Linked DNA regions of Mus musculus: region 2 is linked to region 1. A link is a contact called in ENCODE Hi-C data. All regions are on one chromosome and are shown on one strand. Each heading gives the region's core, a stretch centred on a gene start or an enhancer-like site at or near the end of the contact. The rest is flanking DNA. Distances are from core to core; before and after follow the strand shown. Region 1 holds the start of Cd53 (CD53 antigen). Region 2 holds the start of AI504432 (expressed sequence AI504432).

Region 1 (6,361 bases), core at 1,650-4,149:
CATCAATAAGCAGTTTTGAAGGTTTTCTTGTTTTTTGGGTTTTTGTTTTGTTTTGTTTTGTTTTGCTTTTGGTGCTTAGTTTGTGCAACTCTTTATATTTCTAAATATCAAACCCCTTTGAGATACAGCTGGCAAAGGTATTCTCTTCTGTATTCTGTCTACTTTCTGAGAGGCTGTGTAGATTAATTTTCTTTAATCCCATTTTTTAAAATCATGGGTGTATTTCCTGTTCTATTGGGATTCTATTCCAAAAAGGGGTTGGTTATACCAATCTGTTGAAGTGTTTTCCATAGTAGTTTTAGCATTCTAGGTTTTAAATTTTTTTGTTTGTTTGTTTTTTGTTTTTTGAGACAGGGTTTCTCTGTATAACCCTGGCTGTTTTGGAACTCACTTAGTAGACCAGGCTGGCCTTGAACTCAGAAATCCACCTGTCGCTGCCTCCCTGAGGCTGAGATTAAAGGCGTGCACCACCACCTCCCGGCTCTAGGTTTTAAATTAAGGTCTTTGGTGCACTTTGAATTTATTTTTGTAAAGGGTAAAAGAAAATACAGATTTAATTTAATTCTTCTGTTAGTAGCTATCTAATTTTGCCAGTTTTAATTCAATACATTTTAGTTTTTCTTTTCTTTATTTATTTATGTTAAATTTTATTAGATATTTTCTTCATTTACATTTCAAAAGCTATCCCAAAAGTCCCCTATACCCTCACCCCGCCCTGCTCCCCTACCCACTCACTCCCACTTCTTGGCCCTGGCATTTCCCTGTACTGGGGCATATAAAGTTTGCTAGATCAAGGGGCCTCTCTTCCCAATGATGGCCAACTAGGCCATCTTCTGCTACATATGCAGCTAGAGACAGGAGCCCTGGGGGTACTGGTTAGTTCATATTGTTGTTCCACCTATAGGGTTCCAGACTCCTTCAGCTTTTGGGTACTTTTTCTAGCTCCTACGTTGGGGGCCCTGTGTTCCATCCTATAGATGACTGTGAGCATCCATTTCTGTATTTGCCAGGCACTGGCAAAGCCTCACAGGAGACAGCTATATCAGGGTCCTTTCAGCAAAATTTTGCAGAAGTGTCTGCGTTTGGTGGCTGATTCTGGGATGGGCCCCAAGTGGGGCAGTCTCTGGATGATCCATCCTTTCGTCTTAGCTCCAAACTTTGTCTCTGCAACTCTTTCCATGGATATTTTATTCCTTATTCTAGGGAGGAATGAATTATCCATGCGTTGGTCTTCCTTCTTGATTTTCTTGTGTTTTGGAAGTTGTGAAATTTATAGAGGAGAAAGTGCAGAAAACCCTCGAAGATATGGGCACGGGGGAAAAATTCCTAAACAGAACAGCAATGGCTTGTGCTGTAAGATCAAGAATCGACAAATGGGACCTCATAAAATTGCAAAGCTTCTATAGGGCAAAAGATATTGTCAATAAGACAAAAAGGCCACCAACAGATTGGGAAAGAATTTTTACCAATCCTAAATCTGATATGGGACTAATATCCATTATATACAAAGAGCTCACTAAGCTGAACTCTAGAAATTCAAATAACCCCATTAAAAATGGGTTACAGAACTAAACAAAGAATTTTTGACTGAGGAATATGGAAGGGCTGAGAAGCACTTGAAAAAATATTCAACATTCTTAATCATCAGAGAAATGCAAATCAAAAGAACCCTGAGATTCCATCTCACACCAGTCAGAATGGCTAGGATCAAAAATTCATGTGACAGCAGATGCTGGGGAGGATGTGGAGAAAGATGAACACTCCTCCATTGCTGGTGGGATTGCAAACTGGTACAACCACTCTGGAAATCAGTTTGGCGGTTCTTCAGAAAACTGGACATAGTACTACCAGTAGATCTAGCAATACCTCTCCTGGGCATATACCCAGAAGATGTTCTAACTGGTAAAAAGGACACATGGTCCACTATGTTCATAGCAGACCTATTTATAATAGCCAGAAGCTGAAAAGAACCCAGATGTCCCTAAACAGAGGAATGGATACAGAAAATATGGTACATTTACACAATGGAGCACTACTCAGCTTTTAAAAACAATGAATTTATGAAATTCTTGGGCAAATGGATGGATCTGGAGTATCACCCTGAGTGAGATAACCCAATCACAAAAGAAATCCTTTGATATGCACTCACTGATAAGTGGATATTAGCCCAGAAACCTAGAATACCCAAGATAGTTTTTTTTTAAACAAGATTTGTTTACTTATTATGTATATGTATATGTATATGTATATGTGTATGTGTATGTGTATGTGTATGTGTATGTGTATGTGTGTGTATATGTATAATGTATATGTATATGTATATGTATATGTATATACTGTAGCTGTCTTCAGGCACACCAGAAGAGGGCATTAGATCCCATTTATAGATGGTTGTGAGCCACCATGTGGCTGCTGGGAATTAAACTCAGGACTTCTGGAAGAGCAGTCAGTGCTCTTAACTGCTGAGCGATCTCTCCAGCTGCATTTTTGTTTTTCTAGTTCATGTTTTGATACACCTTTGTCCAAAAGTAGATATTCAATCCTACACAAGTTTATCTCTGTGTCCTCTACTATGCTATATTGATCTACAAGTATGGTTTCATTCCAGTACCATGCTGGCTTGGTCAGTATGGTTTAGTAGTATAGTTTGTGGTCAAACGGTGGGGACACATACACAGAAACAGACCCACGGGTATTTTGTAGTTGCTGCTTCAATTGAGAAGCACTGTTCTATGGCCAGGAAATATCACTCAAATTACTGTAAAGTTCACCAGAACTCAGATTGGTGTGTCAGACCTTCTTTAGCTTCCAGAAACCAGCTTAGAATAGGCTGGGAGTGGAAGCCTCTGCAAGTTCACTGAGGAACAGTTGACTATCTGAGCCTAAGAGAGAACACTCAGTCTCACTTCCTCACTCTTCTCGCTTGGGTTTCCTGTCGTCACAGCATGATTGTATTTTTTCTCTCTTCACTTCTCCTTTTACACAAATAGACATAGACTTCTGGGTTACAGGCTGTGCTGGCCACCTAAAAGATAATCAGTGAATTCTACCTGAAGTACTGAGGGACACTGCCTTCAAAAGGTAAGATTTATGACTTTTAACAGCTCTAAATCAGCTAATAAGGCACATAGCATTTTGAGAGTCTCCACACATCCCTTTAGTAACTTTAAAATGTGATGTGTTTACAAATATTTAGATCAGCACTTCCCTTAGGCAACTGGGCTAGAAATACTTTGATTTAATTGGTGTTTTATTTTCTGATATCTCTTTGGGCCTAAGTATTCATAAGCTTACATTATTATGCCACTTGAATTGCTTACTGTATATGGTGGTTTCTAATGCTTGAAGTTTTTGAGGTGAGATGAGATGAAATTGGGGAGATCTTCTATGTTGTTTTTTCTTCAAAAACTTGAAGTTTCATTTTAGAGCAGGGAGGAAAATCATAACCAGAGTGATTTAGAACAGTAGCCAGAAGACATGTTGTCTTTGTTTGAAAACATTTTAAAGGAAAGTTAGTGCTGAGAATGTCATGTTTTGATATAAGATAGATACAAAAAACCTGCAACATAGGTGTTCTGCAATGTACTTCATGTATTTTATTCCTATGGCTTAGTTTGGGGGAAGGTAAACATTGTGATCTGAAGGGCTTCTTTCTTCACTTTAAATGGTCTGTGATACACAAAGCTTGAACATTGACAAATTTCACATAAAATGTGCAGCAGAGAGGAAACCCACATAACTTGATACAGTAATAGTTTCCAACTTGCAAGCCATTCTAGGGTGTAAGTATTCAGCAAAATGATAGTCAAGCTTTGGTCAATACAAAATGTCTGTATCAGGTCTTTCTTGGTCCAAGAGCTGTGAAGAGCTCATTTGATTATAATCTAAAAGGGAGAAAGTAAAGTATCCATGTCCACATTTTCTCACCTAAAATTCAAGGGAGATGATTGGGAGTTAGTTGCAGCTTGTCAGAGCCACCCTCAGAGGCTACTAAACCTTATGTTTATAAATAGTGACCTAAGTGAACTAAGTTAAAAACCATGGGTTAGGCACCCTTTGATGTCTGACAGTATACTGTTGATACAGAGGAGAAATGAAGAAGAATGGAGAATTTGCCCAGTAATAGTTTTTTCCATGAGGAGCTTTTCTTGGTAATCATATCTATTAGAAGATTGAGCCAGAGAAGAATTTTATCTGCTGTGTGAGCAATGTTTTGCTTTCTCAATCTCGATCCAAATCTTCACTGCTTTGAAACTGGTTGATTAAGAGCAGATGCCAAACTGAAATGTGGTTTCCTGTGTGGGCCAGTTAAGGTTATTTTGCTTTTAGATATGATGTTTGCTTATCTTTATGCTCACAGGAAGTGATTCACAGCCTAGGCCAACACAACTACCTCACTACCACTCAAAGGATTTCAAGTTTTTTGTTAGCAAGAGGCAAATATATAAAGGAAAACCTCTGTTGTTTTGATATCTTCTATGTCCTCTGACTGCCTAGAAGCCTCAGACTAGTGCTTAGCTTCCTCATTCCCCACTACCCTGCAATGTCCCAACAGCCAGGCACTGTGCTCAGGTTCTAGAAACACAAAGTTAACGGATGTGGTTGTCAATCACAAAGAGATTACCATGGAGGGCAGATATTAGGACACACATAACACAAAATAATATGCTCTTTTCTATAAAGTAGGGAGAGTGCACACAATATACAGGAGTTCAGGAGTTTTCCAAAGACTCCCTCAGAGAGAAGACTACTATGAATGTATTATAGAGACTGGAACCATTAACATTTCCAGTTACAAGGCACTACATATGTACTCAAAGAAGTATTACTCCCCCACTTCCTGCCACAGGCATGGTAGAAATGAAATTAAGCAAGAGAGACTAATCACATGGTCACAGGAAGCACCAAGCCCTTTTTCCTACTAGGCAACTGAAAGTATATGGCAAGTTTACTCAACAGACAAGTGCTGGGTGTATCAAAGGGCAGAGTCTGAGACTTAAATACAATAATTTTGGTTGAATGTGGCTTTGAGTTAGGGCACAGATTCCTTCTAGCCTGGATATTTCACATGATCAGAAGGAAAGGTAAAGCTTTTTGTGAAGTTATAGCCGTTCCCCTCCTTCCAGTTTCTATCCAATGACTAGTATATTGGTTTGGTTATAGTGGTTTGGCTTTTGCTGATAATCAGCTCACAGCACTTTATACACCAACAAGCATCCACTGTTTGTAGGTTGCTCTGTAGACTAGGCATCTGCCCTTAGGACATTGCTCTTTATACTAGGAACTTGCCCTCAGGATGGTTTCAGGACTAGCTACCACTTTAGGTGTATGCATTGGGTCAAACTAGACACCTGTATAAAGCTGGCCTCCAGGGTTGCTGCTCTTGGACAAGAGGAAGGTTGGATACTTGGTTTAGGAAGAAAGGTTTTGATAAAGAGGAAAATATGTATTTCCAAAAGCAATAGGTAAGAACTTACAACATAATCCATTCATCTCTATGTTGGGGTAGAGATGCAAATCTTCTCTACTGATTGTCCATTCTCCGAAAGTAGAATAATACCATTTACTACAAAGTTCTTTATCATTTTAGGGTAGTAAAATGATATGATGTCTACTGGATGGACTGCATGAGAGTTTCAGATAACAGCTCCTAGTTTAAACAATAGCCTTATTATAAAGATCTTTACCCTATGTAAGCTACTAATGACATCTAGCTGAGCTTCCAAATGTGAGAAAATGAGTCCCCCCATCATTCAAGTTTATCTTTCTTCACCTTTTTTTCTTTTCCTTTTCTCTTCCTTATTTTTCTTTTCATGAGCTTTTTCTTATGAATTTCAAACAAAATTTTTAAAGCAGTATTTCCAAGAAACACAATGAGGAAAAAGGTGATTAAAGCCTTTCCGGCCCATGGTACATTTCACTCTTGAGAACCTCTCAGAAGCTCAGTGCCACTTTCAGAAATGGCTTGGTCTTACAGGTGGCATTCACTGAACCTCTGGCACTGAACCATTCAGGAAATTCTATCACATTTACTCCTTAGAACAATATGAGGGCAATATTATTAGCCCAGTTTAAAGTTGAGTAAAGTGAAAGTTTGACAGCTTAAGGAAGTTGTTCAATGCATTATGTTAAGGGGTGAAGCTGGAACTTATACTAAACCTGATTCTAAAGCTTTTGTTTATCAAATCATGATCTGTACTTGTTGAACTCAATGATCACTAATCTTCATTAGGTGACATTGCTCACATATGGTTTTCCACACCTGGAAGCAACTTCAGGTCATTGATTACTTGCAATATGACTTCATTTGATCCAACCTGCAAAGCAGCAAGTCCACCAAAGCTCTATGCTTTGTTGAAGT
Region 2 (6,361 bases), core at 2,162-4,661, 250 kb before region 1:
ACTGTATTTGCAATTTGAGAATGAGGATATGATGAATACTATTATCAAATGCCACATAACCCTGGCCAAGATGTGAAAAATCTGTTAAAAAGGGTTTAGACTTTGTATATAGCTTTCCCTTCCTTTTTTTTTTTTGTTTTAAGAAAAAAAACTCTCTCTGATTTATCTTTCTTCAAAGATAAATACACTCACAGAAGGTGTATAAAAACAAATGTAACTGAACTGAACACACACACACACACACACACACACACACACACACACACACTTACCTGCCTCAGCAAAACATAGGAAATCCTACAAACCAGTAATTCTATCTTCCTTAGTTGAAAGGGAGCATTACCAAACAGAAAGGGGAAAAAAAAAAAGTCCCACCATGAGACGCTATCCCTAAATAGCTTCTTCCAGGTCTAGAACTTCTCACCTCTATCTCAGTGTTTCCATAAGTCTTCAGACAGGTGGGGGGGGGGAGGGGATATGCCTCTCTGCATTTCTTAGTTGGAGGGGTTATCACTTCTATTCACAGCTGAGAGGTGGAAAGGGCTTGAAACTGCTGCAGAGAATGTTGAAAATTTAAATGTTTAGAAAATATAGCTATGGCTCTTAAAGGAGTAAGCTCTTTGCATATATGTGCTGTACATATGCCATGTATGTCATATGTGCTGTAGTTATATGCTGTGTTATATGACAAACATGTAAATAAGTTTTGTATAAACCACAACCTTAAATTTCTTTTTCAGTGCGTATTCATCAATTCTGTTTAGAGGCTAAGAAATAACACTTTCTTTTCCATGTAGGTGTCTATGGTTTTGTTGCCATATTTGAATTTGGCATGATATGAGTTTAAAACACCACATAGAAAAAGGAATAGCAAGCATTGACTTCCATGGTTTTCTCTGGATCACTGGCTGTGGGGCACAGACAACCTCTCAAGGGTGCTGATGAGCTGTGTTCATCCAGCCACAGAACTCACAAGAATCTCATTTCAACACTCAAGATGTTCAGCTATGTTCAACAGCCTGTCGCTGGCAAAGCTAATGGTTACTGGCAAATGTAGATTCATTAGCACTTTATTCTAAGCCCAAGTCACTATCCACTGTCATGTTATAAAAGATTTAGGATCTTGGTGAAGGGGCTACTGCCAGTACACATGACAAAATTATGTCCTAATGGTTTTTGATCTGTCTCCTAATGACAAATGGAGTGACTAGGTGAGCCACTAGTGCCACAAGTTCCAATGACCTGAGAATTTTCTGCTTTCTATCCTGTTGCAAGCAATTCTTACTTTTGTGCAGAAATTAAAATGTTTACATTGATTTCTGGCATGGTTCCTTAGTAACCTAAGCAGAGTACAGGAAATGAAAAGCCTAACAATTTACATAATGCTTTTTATCACATGGCCAATTAAAACACATACAACCGGGAAATTAATATAAAAACAGAGAAATCCCCTTATCCTGGTAGGCATCCCTAATATGACTGATTATGCTTTCTAAGGTTAAATCCAGACACATCAATTATGTGAGAAAAGAATCTTTGGTTATCAGGGAAGTCAATCTCTGGTAAATAACTTAGCTTTGAGTTTCCTGGTTATACACAGCTTATTATTAAGAAAGGGTTAATTTTCAGTGTGCTGAAGAGAATAGGTTTCTACACTTTGGTTAGTAATATGGACTGAAGTTAAATGTAAAAGCATAAGGGATTAATTTTATCTTTCAAGATACCCAATAAAAGTAGCATGGTTTTAGATTCATAATGACCTAACTTTTAGTTGTGGCTGGGTATTTCGCTAGCTTGAAGTCATAGGGAGTCATTTTAACTTCTGTCATCTAGCTTTCATCCTCCTTAAAATAAAGTTAATGGTACCTACCTTACAGAACTGACAAGGGTTCAGGACATTGTTGCTCCTTAATAAATGGTAATTGTGTTATCACAGAAAGGAAATAGGAAAACATTACTGATTTCTTGTATAATTAATTACAAAATAGTGTAATCTCTTAATTTGATGTATATCATGAACTTATTTAATACAACAAGTGCATGGAGTACTACTTATTATTTTATACTACAAAAAAAAAAAAAACCCTAAGGAACAGAGAAGTTATGTAATGTTCTCAAGGTCATTCAGCAGATACCAGAGCCAAATCTTGCTGTATGACAGCAGAACAGCCTCTTTCAGCCACTTCAGTAAAAGCCTGCAAATACTAATGTAAGATGGCAGCATTCACCTGACACAAGGTACCGCTTTCTGTACCTAAAACATCCACCACGCCTAAATCAAAACACAGAACCTATAACCTTTAAGGAGTTTCCAATATGGCGACTGGAAACAGTTACATCACCTGAAAGCTCTGACTCAGAACCTGGGCTATTTCTCTGGTTAAGAAAACAAAAGGTCTCCTTCAAACTCCTCTTATTTAAGAAGCATAAAAAAATGGTCTAACTTTACTTATTTATTGAATTAATCAAGGTGTCTACATTTCAAAGTGGGAATAAAATTGTTACCTTTATGTTAAGGTCTTTTACGAGATTGCTATGTGTTTAACATCAAAATGGGCCATGAAAGAAACGTCTTTCTACCAAGAATATCAACTGTTACATCAAAATGTAGATTAATGTTCAAAGGTCATACAAGCAAAGGAAAGTAGGTAAAAATCCTATTTCGACACAAAGAACAAACAGAAGCCAGGTAAACATAAATTAATGCCTCTATTTTTTGTGTATTCCCTTTATCTTTCTTGTTATAGTTTCCATTAATACTTCCCACTATATATTAGGTAGGGTTATGAAAGTTTACCTGAAATGATTTTATGTCATGTACTCTAGAGGGACAGACTACTTATGTGTCATTAAATCCCAAAAGCAGTTGTGTACAATTCACATAACACACATAAGGCAAAAAGACTGTTGAAATAAAATGCTAATCATATTTCAATTTTAAGCATTTGTTTCAAGAATGATACCACAGATAATAAGTAATTATGTAAATTAAACTGGGCTACTAACCTAGCAGTTGTAGCATTTGCCTTTTATTCAGTTTAAAGGGGGAAACAAATTGTTCAGAAGCCAAGAGGGTTGGTTAAAGCAATGGAGTACTTTTCAGTTCAGCTTGGGAGAAAGCTGCTCAGAGGGGAATTTTCTGCATCCCTTTGCCATAAACATGGAAACCAAAAGATAACCAGAAACATGGGGAAAATGGGAAGAATTTCTTAATCTTTCTAAAGGCAACTGGCATGTAATATAAAACTGTCTGCTTTGCAAATATAAACCTAGTTATGAACAGAAATGTCCCTGGTTCCCTGCACAATAGACTACTTGTAGGGATCACATAGGACAGGGCTCACCTGATTCTGTCTGTCTGCTGGCAGCTCTCAGCATGTGGCTGTAACTTGCAGGTGTTCTTTCAAGTCTGATCATTTCCTGAACCTCCTTTTTGTAATCCACTCATTAAATTGTGCATCCTCCATATGTTTGAGGTTGATTCTGCTTTTCCAGTGCTGTGATGGTGACAGTCCTGTTGTGGGATCTGGATGTTTTTCTTTTTCTTTTTTTTCTTTTAAATTGAGGAACTCTGAAGGTATCTTGTAGTAATACTTTGGGTACACTGACTCTCACTGGCTTATGTACAGACCATGTTTATATTGTTGTTCTCATTTTATCTGTTGGCTTGCCATTTCTTAATGAAAACTGTACAGAACCATCTTTAAAAATTGCTACCAAACAACTGACATTTAATTCAGATCATGCCTTACGTGTAACGTTCCAAAGATGATAATTTCCTTTTTGATCCAGTCATTATGGGATAACAGCAATGATTTATATAAAATGTAAAAAAGCATTTTGTGATTCATTTAACCTCTATATAGTCTTACACTTAATTTGTGTGGTTTATTCAAATAGTGTTTTTTTCTTATGAAATCATGTAAGTAGGAACCATCTGGAAAGGTTACTGTAGAAACGGCAGGGCCTGGGGTGGGGGTGGGGCTAGAGAGCAAAAGATGCCATGACAACCTTTTTCGGGTTTCCCAGGAAACACGGGTTGCTATGGGAACTGCATCAGTCAGGTCCGAATTAGTAACTTCCGCTGGAAGGGGTGTCTGACACTTTAATCTTCCTGTGATACTGCAGAAGCTTATCTCTCGGATGCATCAGGAATTTCTGTTGTTTCTCCCGGCAGCACTGAAAATGAGTTTCTAGACTTTCGTAGATATTGGCTGGGGCATGAACTCACAACTTCATTGGAATCTGTGTCTAATGTTTTCAAAATGCTTTGCAAACTTTGAAGAGTTAATAGCCAGATCAGGACATTCGGGGCATTTCCCTTTTGGTTCAAAATTATTGTGAACCTTAAGTCCTTAGGGGAGAGATTCAAACTGAAAGATCAGTCAAAAACAAAATAAATTTATAGTGGGCTTACGCGTCAACGCTCTAGTTAGACTTTCCACCCACATATCCAGAGGTTAGGTAGTTACAATAACTAGTCCGGAAATAATATTGAAAAGTCCACCAGTCAGGAGCTTCATTTAGGTTCCGCCTCCTTTACTTAGTAAAGAAACAACTATCTTTTGATTTTGAGGTTAAACAGTTACTCTGACTCTATAGTTTCACTTCCTCTCAGGATGTGGCTGTAGGGCTCACACAAAAAAACCACGCTTAATGTAAGTTTGTTGGTCACAAAATTAAGAGACAGGGAGAGAGAGAAAAAAAGAGCTGAGAGAATGCAGCCCACTTGCAAAAACAGGCACCTGTTTCAGTATGAAGCAATAGGGAGAATGAAGTGTGCTTCCTCACTTCTTGTACTTTCCTTGATGAGTGGTCTGGAAATGTATAAATCAAGGGCATACACAGACCAAGGGGGCATGTTCCACACAATACTGGGCACAGAATTGGCAACCGTATCATATATTAGACATCAGTGAATATCTTCTTGATGTTGACACAGGAGTTGGGGTTATTGTTCGTGGTGCAAGTGGCTGTGGAGTTGCCCGTTTTGAAGGGGGTCTGCGGGAAGGCGCTGTGGTTCATACCCCCCTCTTCGATCACCATATACTCCGACTTACTCAGAGTGGAGTTACTCCGGGCTTTTCGGAGCTCCTCGGCTGAAGAGGAGAGGTGCTGGCAACTGCCCACGTGCATGTACTGGGCTTGCTCTTCCCCTTCTGTCTCCCGGTGGTAGAAGTAGTTGAAGTTGGAAACAATCACAGGAACTGGCAATGCAATGGTCAAGACACCTGCGATGGCACAAAGAGAGCCCACAATCTTGCCTCCTATGGTCACTGGGTGCATATCACCATAACCAACAGTTGTCATGGTTACTACTGCCCACCAGAAGGCATCCGGGATACTGTTAAAACCCGAAGAAGGGTCGTCTGCCTCAGCAAAGTAGACTGCACTGGAGAAAAGGATGACCCCAATGAAGAGGAAGAATATGAGCAGCCCCAGCTCCCGCATGGAAGCCTTCAGCGTCTGTCCTAGGATCTGCAGCCCCTTAGAATGGCGGGAGAGCTTGAAGATGCGGAAAACCCTTACTAGGCGGATGACTCTCAGGATGGCCAGCGACATGGCCTGCTGCCCATTACCTTGTCGTTCAGCCAGCTCAGTGCCCAGAGTGATAAAATAAGGAATGATGGCCACAATGTCTATCAAGTTCATGATATTTCTGGAGAAGGTGGCTTTACTGGGGCAAGCAAAGAACCGCACCAGAAGCTCAAAGGAGAACCAGATGATGCACAAGGTCTCCACCACGAAGAAGGGGTCCGAGAAGCTGGAGGCTCCAGAAGGGGCCCCCGACGTGCTGTTGTTGGCAGCCTCAAACACGTCCTGCGACGGGGAGGCGGGATAGTCTTTCTCATCGCGAAACTCGGGAAGCGTCTCCAAGCAGAAGATGACAATGGAGATGAGAATGACCAGCACTGACACAATGGCAATGCCCCGGGCCGGCCCGGAGCTCTCCGGATATTCGAAGAGCAGCCACACCTGGCGCTGGAAGTCACGGCGGGGCAGGGGTCGCTCCTCCTCCCGCAGGAAGCCCTCATCCTCACGGAACTTTTCCATGGCCTCCTCACCCAGCTGGTAAAAGCGGATCTCCTCGGAGAAGATGTCGATGGGCACGTTGACCGGCCGGCGAATGCGGCCCCCGGACTGGTAGTAGTAGAGGATGGCGTCGAAGCTGGGTCGGTTGCGGTCGAAGAAGTACTCATTGCGGAGTGGGTCAAAGTACCGCATGCGCCGCTTGGGGTCGCCCAGCAGTGTCTCGGGGAACTGGCAGAGGGTCTTGAGCTGCGTCTCGAAGCGCAGCCCAGAGATGTTGATGACCACACGCTCGCCGCAGCAATCTTGCTCGCCCGCGGCGGGCAGCGCG

What was found. A loop is a pair of places that touch in the nucleus more often than their neighbours do.
Region 2: a loop to region 1 is called in a map of T-helper 17 cell, with 3 times the contacts of the local background. The contact joins the promoter of AI504432 here to the promoter of Cd53 in region 1. A Hi-C loop is called at or near these places in 4 of 37 maps with a recorded cell type or tissue (T-helper 1 cell, T-helper 17 cell and T-helper 2 cell).

The regions. Positions count from the first base shown.
Region 1 is chr3:106,786,687-106,793,047 of GRCm38, reverse strand. Cd53 (CD53 antigen) reads left to right here and starts at 2,899. Exons shown (of 8, transcript NM_007651.3): 1 at 2,899-3,081.
Region 2 is chr3:107,036,554-107,042,914 of GRCm38, reverse strand. It overlaps AI504432 (expressed sequence AI504432), which reads right to left and starts at 3,411. Exons shown (of 2, transcript NR_033498.1): 1 at 3,345-3,411. It overlaps Gm38712 (a long non-coding RNA gene), which reads left to right. Exons shown (of 4, transcript XR_003954542.1): 4 at 1-3,349. Kcna3 (potassium voltage-gated channel, shaker-related subfamily, member 3) reads right to left here. Exons shown (of 1, transcript NM_008418.2): 1 at 4,786-6,361. The coding sequence ends at 4,906.